2 separate regions of the Homo sapiens genome follow, and region 1 is linked to region 2. The links are chromatin loops, found by intact Hi-C in ENCODE. Cell type or tissue: Caco-2. All regions are shown on one strand.

Evidence for each region. Peaks named below come from ENCODE experiments on the same cell type or tissue, not always from the same donor. Only the 100,000 strongest peaks of a DNase experiment are listed, where the experiment ranks them.
Region 1: a loop joins it to region 2, with 21 times the contacts of the local background. A loop is called at or near these places in 3 of 110 quality-filtered maps.

What each region holds. Positions count from the first base shown.
Region 1 is chr6:113,590,373-113,598,372 of GRCh38, forward strand. No RefSeq gene overlaps it. Among named protein-coding and RNA genes, the nearest start is that of LINC02541, 56 kb to the right of the region's middle. RefSeq lists a silencer at 1,775-2,069 and an enhancer at 6,531-6,710. In Caco-2, no CTCF peak of the experiment used is centred here; a DNase peak (open chromatin) is centred at 4,619.
Region 2 is chr6:113,875,058-113,883,057 of GRCh38, forward strand. It overlaps LOC124901382 (a long non-coding RNA gene), which reads left to right. Exons shown (of 3, transcript XR_007059716.1): 2 at 5,717-8,000. Among named protein-coding and RNA genes, the nearest start is that of MROCKI, 5.7 kb to the left of the region's middle. In Caco-2, a CTCF peak has its summit at 4,621; a DNase peak (open chromatin) is centred at 4,604.

The sequences.
Region 1 (8,000 bases), 280 kb before region 2:
GGGATGTCTCCTCCCTACTACCCACCAACATCCCTGGGTTCTTTGATATCCTGCAAACCCCTGTAGTAGCAGAAGCAAAGTGTGGGATTTGGGCTTAACTGGGATTGGCATAAGGAATTTCTAAAAAGCCATGAGTGTCTCCTACCTGCTTGTTACTATTCCACAAGGTGTGAGTTACCATTCCACAAAGTGTGAGACAGATGTCCAAGTGTTCATGTAATTTTTGAAACTATTAGTTCTCTGCAGCCTCCAAGTTCTTGTGATTCTCACGTACAAAGCATCTTGGAAAAAGGTGCTATGTAAAGGGTGCTTATTACCATCTGAAGGCATCTCATCGCCCTCCCAGTCACCATGCCAAGAGAAATGAATGGGAGTCATGAATGTGAAAATCTAAAACCCATGGCTGGGTGTGGTGGCTCATACCTGTAATCCCAGCACCTTAGGGGTCCAAGGTGGGAGGATTGCTTAAGCTCAGGAGTTCGAGACCAGTCTGAACAACATAGTGAGAACTTGTCTCTATTTTTTTTCAAAATAAAAAACTTAAAAAAAGAAAAAAAAAAAGAAAATCTAAAACCTCTCCTTCGTGGGTGAGCCCATAAGTGATTCTGTTACCCACAAAAGGGCCTATGCACACAAAAAGAGCACTGCTATTTGGAGATTTCTCAGGGCCTTAAAATATTTCTGTAATTTCAATTTACAGCAATCACTTGTCCATCAGGTTGTTCTATATATTGAAACATTTGGAAGCGTAACCCCTGACAATCAGATACTACTTTAATTACTTTAAAACCACAACATTGGCTTTGAAACTCTTACCAAAAAAAAAAAAAAAGTTTATTCAACAAACCTCAAGATGTTCCTGTACTTAGTAGATTAAATCTCACAAAAATATTCGTCATAAACTCAGATTTTTCTTAAATTAAAAAACATCACTAAATACCTCTAATTTTCTGTCTCCCATGTGGAATCCCTCTTTTCCAATCAAATGTTCTTTCTTTTGCTTCAAAAATCAGTTTTGAGCACCCCTCTATCAGAAACCTTCCTTGATTTACTCCACCCTATCTTGATCCATCTATTACTTAACACTTTATAGAGATTTGCAAGAAACCAATCGGTAATCCACAAATAATTATTGAGTCTCTATTACATTCTTAGCACTGCAAAAGTATTGTGGGAAAATCGAAAAAAAGTTTAAGAAAGACATGATCTTTTCCCATATGAAGTTTATAGTCTTTCTCATGAGACAGTATTTACACAAGTGAAATATTTTAAAACAAGACAATATATGGTAAACATGCTGAACTGTATGGTTCAGATAAAAGTAGAAGTGTTCTGTCTTTTCAGTGACCATGATATCACCTCCTGTGCGCTCCCTGTTAGGTTCTGGGGATACTAAGGTTGCTAAAATGCAAAAGTGGCTGTTGTAAGACTCACCATCCAAAGGGAGAAATAGACACATATACAGATGGTTATAATCAATATGTTGAGTACAAAGACAGAATCTGTGTATTTGGCTCTGAGAGCACAGAGGAAGGGTACCCAACTCACAGAGGAAGGGTACTCAACTCAAAAATGTCTCCCTATATTACCAAATGTCTTCTGAGCAACAAAATGGCCCCCAGTTGAGAATAATTGGTCTAGAAACATTCAGAAAAGTATTAATGAATGGAGCTTTGCCAGGTTACAAGTACTGTTGGGGCAGGGGAAGTGAGAAATGGCAGAAGTGAGGAACAGTATGACAGCATGGTGTGTGCAAAATCAATGTGTGCTGCATTGCAGGAGTGTAAAGAGCTAGATTCTCTGCTTCAAATTCTTTTAAAATGATGAAACACCTAAATAGATAAACCAACAAATAAATAATCCCCATACATGTTTGCTGAAAAGCAGAAGCAGATTTACCAGGCCTTGAGCATGTTGGAATCTGCTAGGCTTTGAGGACTTTCAGAGGTGTAACAGGAAAGCCAGGCTGCAGTCAGGAAGCATTCTAAGCAAGCATGTCTGGAAAGTTGCCAGGGGTGTTATATGAAAAGGACCTGAAGCTCAAAGTCTCCAGTAATTTATTGTGTTTCATTTTCTCATGCTAAATAAATATTCACTTTTGTACCTGATTTTGTATTCTTTATCATAAAGAAAACCCCTCAAATTGTATAAAATTCCATTCCCCAGAACCTGAATCTGCCCTGCTGAGGAGAGATCCACAATGAATTACTTTGCCAGGAAGGTAGGTCTTGACCTGAGCTTTGAATAGAAGGCTCCCCTGCTGAGGAGAGAAAGAAATTGTATTCCAAGTGGGGGAGGTTTGTCTCTCTGGGATGGCTTAAATGCAGACTTTCCCAGAAACAGAGGTGGACTTAATGACCATGAAAGATCCCACTCCGCCTTGTGATTTTGTGATTTCAAAGTATTATACTTACACGGGTCACAGTGTACCTACAAGCTTATGACCACAGATCCTGCATGTTGCAGGTCTTGAGTGTGAGCCATTGCTAAGGGATAGCACAGTTCTAAGTATATGTCATAATATATGTATCAACTTCAGAATGAAAGAGCCACTTCTTAGTCCCAGAAACAATTGTCATTCAACTAGAGGCTCTGAACTGTTGTTTTCCCCTTTGTGTTTGTATGGATTTAGACTGGGTGATACATTTTGAGGGTGGTATTTTTTTTTAATGAGGCTGATAATACAGTTCTCTAAAGTTTTCTGGTTTAGGCCAATGTTTTAGACTAAAGAACTCAGTTTGTGCCAACCGGAAGTGCTATGCAAAGCTGTCTGGTAGAGTTGACAGAACTCAGGATTTGGAGTCAAAAGACCTGGGTTTGAGTCCCAGATCTCCCACCTTCTTATAAGTCACCTGGTACAGGCACATCTTAAAGGATTTCTGGGAGGAGTAACTAGATTAATTTATCAGGCAATGGTAAAGCCAACTGTATTAGTCCGTTTTCATGCTGCTGATAAAAACCTACTCCAGACTGGGTAATTTATAAAGGAAAGAGGCTTAATGGACTCACAGTTTCACATGACTGGGGAGGTCTCACAATCATGGCAGAAGGCAAAAGGCATGTCTTACATGGTGGCAGACAAGAGAAAATGAGAGATCAGAGCAAAAGGGGAAACCTCTTATAAAACCATCAGACCTCATGAAACTTATTCACTACCATAAGAATAGTATGGGGGAAACTGCCCCCATGATTCAATCATCTCACAATGGGTCCCTCCCATAACCCATAGGAATTATGGGAGCTACAATTCAAGACGAGGTTTAGGTGGGGACACAGCCAAACCATATCAGCAACCTGTATTTTATAGTTGGAGTCTGTTTGTATTGATTGATTGCTATAATGATTGTTAAATATTAAATATTTTGAGTTTTACCTTGCATGAAGCACAAAGGAGATGCCAGTTAAGATTTCTGCCTACCACTAGCAGAACCTTTGCAGACAAGTCTTGCTGCTGTAAGCACAGATTTAATTGTTGGTTACAATATGGAAGATGTTATTCTAGAAATGAACCTTTCTGGGGTCATAATGGCTTTGAGTTCTTTTCAAGTAGGTACAAAGATTTAATGCCATGCTGTATGAGAAGCAAAGTCATTAGGTTGGGCCCAGTGGTTCTCAGTCCTGGCTGCACATAGAATCACCTGGTGTATTAGTCAGGGTTCTCTAGCGGTACAGAACTAATGGAATATATATATATAAAAGGGAGTTTATTAAGTATTAATAAACTTAATAAAGGGGAGTTTATTAAGTATTAACTCACATGACCACAAGGTCCCAAAATAGGCCATCTGAAGGCTGAGGAGCAAGGAGAGCCAGTCCGAGTTCCAAAACTGAAAAACTTGCAGTTCGATGTTTGAGGGCAGGAAGCATCCAGCACGGGAGAAAGATGTAGGCTGGGAAGCTAGGCCAGTCCCTCTCTCGTTTTTTTTTGAGATTGAGTCTCGCTCTGTTGCTCAGGCTGGAGTGCAGTGGCGTGATCTTGGCTCACTGCAGCATCCACTTCCTGGGTTCAAGTGATTCTCCTGCCTCAGTCTCCCAAATTGCTGGGATTACAGGTGCCCACGACTATACCCAGCTAATTTTTGTACTTTTTAGTAGAGATAGGGTTTCACCATGTTGGCCAGGGTGGTCTCGAACTCCTGACCTCAGGTGATCTGCCCACCTTGTCCTCCCAAAGCGCTGGGATTACTGGCGTGAGCCACCATGCCCGGCCTCCAGTCTCCCTTTTTACATTTTTCTGCCTGCTTATATTCTAGCTGTGGTGGCAACTGATTAGATTGTGCCACTCAGATTAAGGATGAGTCTGACTTTCCCAGCCCACTGACTCAGATGTTAGTCTCCTTTGGCAACACCCTCACAGACACACCCAGGATCAATACTTTGTATCCTTCAATCCAATCAAGTTGACACTCAGTATTAACCATCACACCTGGGGAGCCTTTTGAAAACACTTGTGCCTGCACCCTACCCTAAACCAAAGAAATCAGAATCTATCTGTGCAGAGTCATGGGAAATCTTCCCCAGGTGATGTCACTGTCCATCCAGAATAGAATCACTGCAGCTAGACATCTATTCTCATTCAGTGCATGAAGCAAGTACCTGGCCCTACAGCTCCTCTACCAGCAGACATTGTGGCAGGTGTCCACTTTCTAGATGAAACTTTCCTTATAAAAGACCTACTGTAGGCCAGTAGGTGGCTCACACCTGTAATCCCAGCAGTTTGGGAGGCTGGGGCGGGTGGATCACTTGAGATCAGGAGTTCAAGACCAGCCCAGACAACATGGTTAAACCCCGCCTCTGCTAAAAATACAAAAAATTAGCCGGGGGTGGTGGTGGGTGCCTGTAATCCCAGCTACTTCAGAGGCTAAGGCAGGAAAATCACTTGAACCTGGGAGCCGGAGGTTACAGTGCGCTGAGGTCACACCGTTGCACTCCAGCCTGGGCAACAAGAGTGAAACTCTGTCTCAAAAAAATAAAAAATGAAAGACCTACTGTGTATGTACCATCCATAAATCCAAGCAAGAGAGGATGCTGCTCTGCATCTTATAAGGGAGCAAGCAACCTGGCCTTCTTTCAACAGCACTTCTCTTCATGAAAAGGAGAGTCCACGGGGCCAAAGCGATACCCCCACCCCACCCCAAACACATCCTTAATCATGCTTTGAGTTCCCAGGACCCTAAAATTCCCTTCCCAATCAACTAAAACCAACTTCTTAGGACCTGACTAGGCACACCTTTAGGCCAAGGGATGTCCCAGAGGTGGCTGTTGATGAGGGTGTTAATGCAGCTTGGACACGTGTGGTGGAGTTTGAGAGGTCCCATGCATTGTAGGATGGGGGTAGGGTCTGAAAAGATGGGGGTAGACCCAGGACCTAGGGCAGTGGGCCAGGCAGTGAGAGGCCCGATTTCCCTGGCCATCCAATTCCAGGATGAAACTCCAAGGAGTCAGGGAACTCTAAATTCAAATCCAGCCTCTAGATAGTTAATGAAAATACATTTGTCATGAAGGGAGGGTAGAACATATTTTATGTTTTACTTAAGAATGTTCAAGCTTGCATCATAACTTTTAAGTATTTAGGCATATGGCTTGTGGGCCTCCGTTTGTACTCTTGCCCTGGGCCCTGCAAATGTTAGGGGCGAGCCGAAAGGACACATCTTTGCCTCACATCCCTCCGGGATGTTTGCTTATTTGAAATTAGCAGCCATGGAAGCTTTCCAAGGCTCTTTGAATGCAATGAGAATGTGGTCCATCAAAAATGCTGTCTGATTTTATTGCACATGAGAAGTTGTTAACTCTGGCAGCCCAGCCAGATTCTTGTATGTTCTCATTGTCCCTTAGGCCTCCCCAGCCAAATCCTAATGGGGTAATGAGTCTGTGCCTATGAGATTTGAGGGAGGGGCTGAGGGAAGTGTAATCAAGCAAATCACAAAGTGTTGAGCTTAGAGAACGGAAGGCCTCCGTTCCTTTGACTTCATTTTCAATTCACTTAATTTCAGGGTTGGATCCCCCCCACCCCGCCCCTTTGGCAGTGAAAAAGAAAAGGAATGTTCTCTGTTTTTCCTCTTATAAAACCTGGAGCATAATAACTGCCCTGGACTGTTAGGAACACGGTGAGGAGGATCTCAGAGAACAGGGACTGCTTATAGCCTACATATGAAATTGTATAAGCAATTGTCGTTTTTCCCCCATTCATTAATCTGGCAGGATTTACTAAGGGTTTTAGAAGGGAAACATGGCTGTTTTAAGAGAAACTACAATAAGGAAATGGTGGGGGTTGGGCAGAGAAGGCCAAGGACAGACTTGAATTCACACTTTATAAATCTGGCACGGTATATGTGAACTGCTTCATGAACTGGCTGATATCAGGCAAATAAGAAAGTTAAAGCAAACCAAGAGCTATGCTCAAGCAGTCAGTTCTCCCAGCAAATTAACCAGGCACTTTCAGGAGTATGAAACTCCAGAATCCAGGCAAATGGCACAGAGGTCTCTGAATGGGTCTCAGCAGCTGCCAAGGCAGCTCACACATCTTGCACACCAAAGGAGTCACTTACCCTCTTGAGGAAATGAAAAGTCCCTAAGACCAAGCCTCTCTGGAACATGTCATAGGCCCTGGGAGAGCCCAGGGATAACCTTTAGGGTTAAGTGTCCCCATGATGCTGCTGGTATTTCAGTGAGAACAGGCAGGCCGGAAGGAGGCTGGTGTGGGAAGCAGCCCTCACACAGATGTTAGCATAAAAGAGCTGTTTACTTGGTGATTAGTATCATGAAATGAAAAGCTCAGGTTTCAACTGCTTAGGGAAGAATGATTATTTTTCTCACTGTGCAGCCTTTGCCGTTGGCACAGAGAATGTATTCATCAACGTCCCAGGTGTCACTCTTGGGCAGGTGGGATTCCAGACTCAGGTTGGGCCATCACCCCTGGCCCCATCTGGAGAGACATGGGGACTTGCTCAAACTTTTGTATTTATGTAATGAGTAAGAGGCTGAATCCCAGAGGAGTTACCCCTCAGCCAGGCTAACCTCAGAGTTCTGCATTTACCATGGGTACATCACCACAAAACAGTGACCAACACTACCTCGTTCCTAACTTCCCCAGAAGGGCAAGGGTGAAATGGACCAACTTACAGATTCATGGGGTTTAGAGAAAGAATTAATCAGCACCCTCTTTTTATCACCAACAGGCCTACCCATGGCCAATACATCCAAATTGTGCACACTGTGGAAAGATCACTCTCTTAGTGCCTCAAAGCTTAGAATCAGTTTTATTAAATTATTCTAACATTTCCCCCAAAGAAGTATGAGCCAAGAGGCAGTTTATTTTCTGGAAAAAAAACATGCACTTTGAACATAAAGGGCTCTTGGTTTGAATACCAGTTCTTCCACTTACTAGTTATGAGATCTTGGGTGAGTTATTTAAGAATTCTGCATCTCAGTTTCCCAATATATAAAATAGAGATAATAATAGCTACATCACAGAACGATTATGCAGATTAAATTAGATAACTCCTGATAGGCACTCAATACAAGGAAGCTTTTATGAACAGGAAATGTGCTTTTCAGAGAAGCCTTTACCTCCCTCCCCATTGTAAGGTCTTCGAGTTCAATAGCAGCATCTGGGGTGGATTCTCCTCCAGAGCTACAGTGCTGCCTCCTCCTTTCCAAATGAATAAATCTGGTTGCTCCCATTGCATATATCAGTGTCTAAATAAAACTTTCGGTGAAAATGATTTCAAAAAACAATCTGAGGGGCTAGATGTGGTAGTTCATGCCTATAATTCCAGCACTTTGGGAGTCCCAGGTGGGTGGATCACCTGAGGTCGGGAGACTAGCCTGGTCAACATGGTGAAACCTCGTCTCTACTAAAAATACAAAAATTAGCAAGACGTGGTGGTAGGCACCCGTAATCCCAGCTGCTCAGGAGGCAGAAGTTGCAGTGAGCTGAGACTGTGCCACTGCACTCCAGCCTGGGTGACAGCGAGACTCTGTCTCAAAAAAAAAAGTCT
Region 2 (8,000 bases):
GGCCAGATGGTAAAGATCTTGATCATATAGTACATCTGAAGGTGATGTATAGGGGCAGGAAGTATCTGCCACAGAACAGAGTTTAAGGCAGCGACATTCCTTGGGAGAGAAGTGGCAGCACTAAAAACAAGCAGTGAAAGCACCACATTTCCTTTGTTTTGGGTATCTTATACCTTTGGTTACTGAATGCTAAAGTCAAATCTCACGTCTGTTTCTTTAAGAAGCTCATGTCAAGATTTTTATTATTATTTTTTATTTTTTACAAGGTTATATCATTTCCATGGAGTTGGGGGATCACGTAACCAAGGTGAAAAGCAATTAAAATTAATTATTGTGATAGAGGTTAAGCTAGGTTAAAATACCTACCCAACCATCAACATTCCAGACTTCTAATGGAGATCTGTGTGTGCAGGGTGGTAAATAAGGGTTTGGCGTGTGGGGTATTAATTAATTAGCATCAGAAGAGAGAGAAGTCACACATGGTAGACAGTAAATATAGCTGGAGAAAAAAGACTCAAAAATATTTCTGTATTGCTGAGCCTTAAGTTCTAGAGTTTCAAACATGCTTGTTCAAAATGTAGCTTCTTTGTTCGTGGTCAACAAATTCCTCCCAGATGATGTCAGAAAGAGTGCCTTTATCTTTGGAACCCAGTGCAGGCCTAAAGTTTATTTCATATGGTATCAATACTTACTGAGAGTGTTTTATATATGATCCATTGTGCTAGGTTTTCAGGACACAGCCATGAAAAAGACAGGTTTCCTGCCCTTGAGAAGCACACAGGCAATAGGCAAGATTTTAAACATAATTAAATATAACAGAAAATGACCTAAAAAAGGAAATTCATATCTCAGAGAAGATTTAAGTGTTAAAAGATACAACAAAATTTAAATGTGAAGAAAAAGTGTTAGAAGAATCCAAGGCAGAATTTCTAACTATCAAAGTAGTTAAAATTTTGATAAATTTGACAACATAAAAGTAAAAAGTTATGCATGGCAAATAATACTCTAAGTAAAGCCAAAAGAAAAATGACAAACTGAGAAAAAATGTTTGCCACTCATAAATCAATGATTAAACTCCCTAAAGAGTTTTTATAAATCAATTTTTTAAAAAACCAACATCCCAGTAGAACCCAAGCAAAGAACATAGACTATTTAGAAAAAAGAAAATACAAATGGCTCTTAAATATATTAAAATATGATCAATGTTATTTTAAAAATGGAAATACAAATTAAAATTATACCATTTTCTACCAATTAGATTAGCAAAAATCAGAAAGTTTAATAACATAGTATTAGTCAAGGTGTAGGAGAATAGTGACTTCATATATTACTGCTGGAAGTGTGTAGGTTAGTGAAATCTCCCAGATAACCATTTTGTAATATCTATCAAAACTGTAAGTGCATATTCTCTTATATCCGGAAATTCTAATTTTAGGAACTCATCCCACAGATACAATCACACATGAAAAGTGACATATTTACATCATTATTAATTACAACATTGTTTATAATAGCAAAAGAGGAGAAACAACCTGAATGTCCATCAGTAGAGGTTGGGTCAAATAAAACAACATATACCCACATGACGGATTACTATGTGTTTTGGTTATCTATTGATAGTCACAAACTACCCAAAACATAGTGGCTTAAAACAATAACAATTATTTATTTTCTCTCACAATTCCATGGGTGACTGGGCTTAGTTGAGAAGTTCTGTTCTGTGTGATGTCCACTAGGGTCATCACAGGGTCATCTGGAGAGTTAAATCAGCTGGAATATCCAAGATGGCTCCCTCACATGCCTGTTAGTTGGTGCTGGCTGTTGGACGGGAAATCAGCATGGATTGTTGAACTGGAGGGTTTTAGCATTAGCTTTCTTCCATGTGGCCTCTCTTCATAGCTTGGGCTTCTTCCAGCATGGTGGCTAGCTTCCAACAGAGAGTTTTCTCAGGACATAAAGTTGTAGATATCTTAAGATCTCAAAAGCTGTAGATCTCAGAAATTATACAGCATCACTGCTACCTCATTCTATAGAGAAAAATAAGTTTCAGAGCCAGCCCAGATACAACGGGAGAAAAGTGGACTCTACCTCTTAATTAGAGAAGTGGCCAGGAATTTGTGGCAGTCTCTAATCTATACTATGTATCTATAAAATAGAAAGAGGTAATACTTTATGTATGGATTTGGAATCATTTCTAGTACCTATTGTTAAGTGATGGGTGTATATCAGTACAGTATAGTGATACGTACATAATATAATATACTATGTATGTATGCAAAAAGTATGGGCACAGGGGAAGATGCAAGATTAATTACTTACATATTACATTAATATCTTTAGAAAATACACAAGAAACTGTGTAGTTAAGCACAAGAGTGTAAGAATGGTCACTAATTTATCTTTGTGCCTGGTGAAGTTTGAATAATATGAATGTATTACCTTATTTTAAAAGTTAAACTCTAAAAATTATAACAAGTATTATAGGCTACATTTCCTGAACTAAAAATTAAGAGATATTTGGTAGAAAGCAGGAAATTTGAAATACATTCCTAAAATATCTATCATTTTGATAGTGATTATATTCACAATGTGACTGACAGAGGAAGAGAATGATCCAGGGTGGCCACAACAAAGGGATGGCTTTTGAGCTAGGTCTTGAAGAGTGAAATGATGACCTATAAATATTGGCAAGTTGCAGTAAGAAGACTGAAAAGGATCGAACCTGATGGTTTTCTTTTTTTTCTTTTCTTTTTTTTTTCTTTGAGAGAGAGTCTTGCTGTGTCGCCCAGGCTGGAGTACAGTGGTGTGATCTCAGCTCACTACAACCTCTGCCTCCCAGGTTCAAGCAATTCTCCTGCCTCAGCCTCCTGAGTAACTGGGACTACAGGAGAGTGCCACCACCCCAGGCTAATTTTTGTATTTTTAGTATAGATGGGGTTTCACCATGTTGGCCAGGCTGGTCTTGAACTCCTGACCTCAGGTGATCCACCTGCCTCAGCCTCCCAAAGTGCTAAAATTATAGGCATGAGCCATTGCATGTAGCCTCTATTTTTTATGTGAAAGAAGAGGCAAAGTTATCTCTGAAATATGATTTTTTGAGAATAAAGAGGAAGACTTGAAGAGAATGAAAAAGGTTAACAGCATTTCCATAGGAAATGAATTTAAAAAGTAAGAACAAGTAGAATAGCCAGGTCAAAAAATACATGAATTTGCCACACTGTCATCAACACAGCGATGAGATTTTTGTCTGCCTACTCAGTTACAGAGGAAACAGATCGTGAACTGACACAGGGTTGAGGATGAACAGCACAGGTGTGGGAGGAGGATGAAGGAATGTGAAAGGACACTGATGTGAGAGATGTTAAAAGCCATTGACCATGCAGTCCTGCATGGAAACCCAGAAGAAACAGGAGACAATGGAAACTCAGCAGCACCCATACAGACTCAGAGATGGTAATGGGAGAGGAGGTAGTGAAGTTAGATGAACAGAAAATAATTTGATTATTGGTTTGAAGTTGAAGATTTCAAACATGAAACAATTCTGGGTGAAGATACAACCTAGACTAGAATGACTGACCATGGAGTTCTGCTTCTAATACTGGCTGTTGGAAAGCTATTGATGCTGTTTTATTTGGAGACATTACTTTTTGACTGAAAAATATAAATTGGATAGGCACCCTTAAAAACCTGGGGCATAGTTCTAGTGATCATATTTTATAAACCCAAATTAAAGCAGATGGCTTAGCAATAGCCCCTACATTTTGGTAATTTGTTGATGTATTTATATGAAAAGACAAAATAATATGTAACATATAACAATATATTGGTTCTATGTCAGAAAACTCAGGAACCACAGTTTCTGTAGCCATTATAGCAGTAACTTTTAGAATGACAAATAACAATGAGGCAAAAAATTAAATACTTCCAAACATGCTTAAAATACAACAATTTTGAGTTAGACTGTAAACTTCTTGAGAGAAGAGACCATTTATGAACTCCTGTGTTTCAATACTCCTTTTGCACAATTGTTCCCTTCATCACTACCAATATTTAGGACAGTATGGGCCAACAGTAAGAGATAAATAATACTTCTTGTTTAAATTCTTGGTTGGTGATTTTATCTATCTCTTTTGGGGAGGTGCATTCCAGCTAGAATAACTTAATTTTTTTATCCCCCAGAAGGATGGGTGTATTCTTTCTTGTTCTACTGCTAGTTTAAAGAACAGGCGACTTCCCTGCTCAGATTCCAAATTCCTTAGGAAAACAAGAAGCGACAACAAAACCACACCAGTAACTTCCACTCACATGTCAGTTTTAAAACAACTTGGGAAAGGTCAGTCTATTTGACTTCCTTCTATTGTTGAATTTACCCAGTTCCTGATTATATTACAGTCAGGTGGTGATTTTTAAAGGATATTCCTTTATCTGTTTCAGTTTTCTAAGCGACATAAATTAACCAGGAGCTTTCTTTTCACACTGAATACTGTTTGTCTTGGGAAAAGATTAGCTGTGATTTAAAATTTTTTTAAAAAACCTGTTCTCTTTAGCTCTTGCCTTTGCAAGCACACCGATAGCACTGGAGTGGGAACCCGTTGAAGAGATAGGTAGAAGGGAGCCAAGGAAAGCTCACCAGTGACACGAAGAGGTCACTGGTGTGTACTGTATCTCAATTTCACTGCCAAGGACACTCCTTAGTGGATTAAGCACTAAATTTAGACTTACTGAAATTATAGTCTTAGCCTTCAAACTAGGATTTCAGTTTGTTTTGATTTCTATTATCTCAAAGTTATTAGGTTTGTCCCAATTATCTGAAAACACACATTTATACTATGCAGTGGCTGAGTATAATGTGTAGAAAATTGTTCCTTAGGAAATCTTTTTAGTCTATCTTATGAACAATTCAGAATAATATATTATTTTTATATTTATCATTTTATTGATTGTTATTTTACTTTTCAGTTACCAATGCTACTCTAAATTTTCTATGGTTTTCTATATAATCTCTATATAATCTCCATATTTTTAGTACATTACATTTTTTTACCTTTATTATTATTATTTTTATCTCCCACTTGGCTTGGCTGCTTTAGTACATTTTTAAATGCTGCACAGACAATATCTGATAGTTAAAGTAGAATTCAATGTTTTCTTTTTTTTTAACTTTTAACTTCTGGGGTACAAGTGCAGCTTTGTTACATAGGTAAACTTGTATCCTGGGGGTTTTGTTGTTGAGATTATTTCATCACCCAGGTATTAAGCATAGTACCCATTAGTTATTTTTCCTGATCCTTTTCCTCCTCCCTCTCTCCACCCTTTCAAAGGCCCATGTGTCTTGTTGCCCTCTGTGTGTCCATGTGTTCTCATCATTTAGCTCCCACTTATAAGTGAGAATATGTGGTATTTGGTTTTCTGTTCCTGCATTAGTTTGCTGTGAATAATGGCCTTTAGCTCCATCTCTGTCTCTGCAAAAGGATACAAACTCCTTCTTTTTTATGGCCATATAGTATTCCTTGGTGTATATATACCATATTTTCAACATGAAAAAGGGGTGGAATATCAAAATCATCATTTGAAAAAAGAAATCCACAAAACTGGGTGGGAGTGGTCTGGGAGGAGATTGTGCTGGATGAGGAGATGTGTTTAGAGCATAACTTACTTTCTTTCTTTCTTTGTTTCTTTGTCTCTCTTTCTCTTTCTTTCATTTTTTTTTTTTCAGACAGAGTCTCTGCTTGCTCTGTCACCCAGTTTGGAGGGCAGTGGCACGATCGTGGATAACTGCAGCCTCGACCTCCCAAGCTGAAGCAGTCCTACCACCTCAGCCTGCCAAGTAACTGGGATTACAGGTGCACACCCCCATTCCTGGCTTTCTTTGTTTTTTCTGGTATAGATGAGGTGTTGCTGTGTTCCCCAGATGGTCTCAAACTCCTAGGCACAAGTGATCTTCCCGCCTTAGCCTCCCAAATTGTTGGGATTACAGATGTGAGCTGCTACGCCAGGCCTAGAGCATAAATTCTCAGATTACTTGAATGTGTTTCATGGGTAAACCTGCTTTTAGACTTCAATAATACTACTTACCAGAATAATGTTCCAGAGGCAATTTAGTATATGTTGGTCATCAGTGTTTAGGAATTGGGTAACCAAACCAGCAAGCTTAAAGTAACGGACAAGGAGTGCAGAGCAATGGTTATGAGCACACATTCTGCTTTGGGGAATTTGCGCAACGTGACCTTGGGCAATTTACCTAGCCTCTCTCTGCCTCAAGTTCCTCACCTGTAAAAGGAGGATAACAGAACTACCTCTTAAGATTGCTGTGAGGATTCATGAGGTAATAATATATGTATCACACGATATTGTGAACATTAATCCTGGCACATAGTAAACACTCAGACATCAACGTGAATACTCTGCCCAGTTTTTAAGTTGGTGTAGACTCCAGATGAACCATAAAACTGGTGGAAGTTTTAAAATAATGCCCATTTCTAGAGGTGGAAAAAAATAGCAAGATCAAAGAGCCCTGGCCTCTATGAAGGGATTGTGAAAGAGGAGAGAGATAATTAAGCATTTGGTTTGTACCAAGGAGGAAACACGTTTAATTTATAGCAGGAAAGGCTTAGTTTCAAGTTGGTAGACTTCCTGGCACATTGCGCTGTAAGATACTATTGAGCTGAAAATTGCAAAGAAAGGAGAACTTACTCAATGTCAGTCAAGATGGCATTAGTAAACTTGGAAGCTTCCCTGCATCTTTTTTGGATATGAAGTATAATGATTTGACATAAATATACTACTGCCTAAAACAAAAGAGCTGGATTCTACCACTATTAGAGTCACTTAACAGGGAGAATCACTTCACCCTGGGTCTCCTGATAGCAATTCAGTAACTAAGTTCCCTTGGTTGAGTTCCAAGACCAGTAATTCTTATAAGGAGGTTCACTCTAGAGCAAATAGTGTTTATGGTGATGTTTAAGCCTTACCCACATTCAATTTGAATTACAATGGAAAGTAAAAGTATTTGACATCTAATAATCCATTTACATTTGTTAGTGATCTCAATTTAAATCACCGTGCCTATGGCCTGACAGATGAGTTACTAGATTTTGATTTTCCTGAGGTTTATAATGTTTTAAAACTCATTAACATTTTAAATATTTACTATCTCATTTTATTACATAAAGCAGCACACAAACAAACTGAAAATTATTTCTAAACCAAATTTAATCCAGAACAGTTATTAAAACAATATATGTTAAAAAATGACATTTTAAAAAGCAAATGTGAAGAAGATACAGAGAAATACTGGAGTATCCATTGTCAGAATGATTTAATTTCAGTTCAAAGGGATTTGAAGATCAGTTAATTTGTCCATCCTTCGTCATGTTATACACAGGCTGCCTCTTTGCATGTTCCTTGAAGTTGTGCAGGACAGAGCCTGTGTGGCCTCGCCCAGTGCCCTGGTGATAGATGGGAAAATGGACTTAAATGCACTTGCCCCAGGCTTCTTAAAATGTTTGATTTCTTGTTGACTTCTTGGGTGCTTTCCAAACTCCACAGTGTTGAAATAAAAGTTGACCTGCTAAATCTAAATTCACATTCTATACCAGGACATGTTGTCTGGTTAAAATGAGAACCTTGGAGGATATTATATTAAGTGAAATAATCCAGGCATAGAGAGACAAATACTGCATGTTCTCACTCATTTATGGAAGGCAAAAAAGTTGACCTCATGGAAGTAGAGAGTAGAATAGTGGCTCCTAGAGGCTGGGAAAGTTGTGTGTGTTAGGGGTGGGGTGGTAGGGAGCTAGCCAGAGGTTGATTAGCAAATACTAAGTTACTGCTAGATAGGAGGAATAAATCTTAGTGTTCTATGGCACTATAGAATGACTATAACTAACAAAAATTTACTTTCAATTTTTGTGAATAATTTATATTCAAAACCTACAAGAGTGGATTTTGAATGCTCCCAACACAAAGAAATAAAGTTTTGAGGTGATGAATTTGCTATT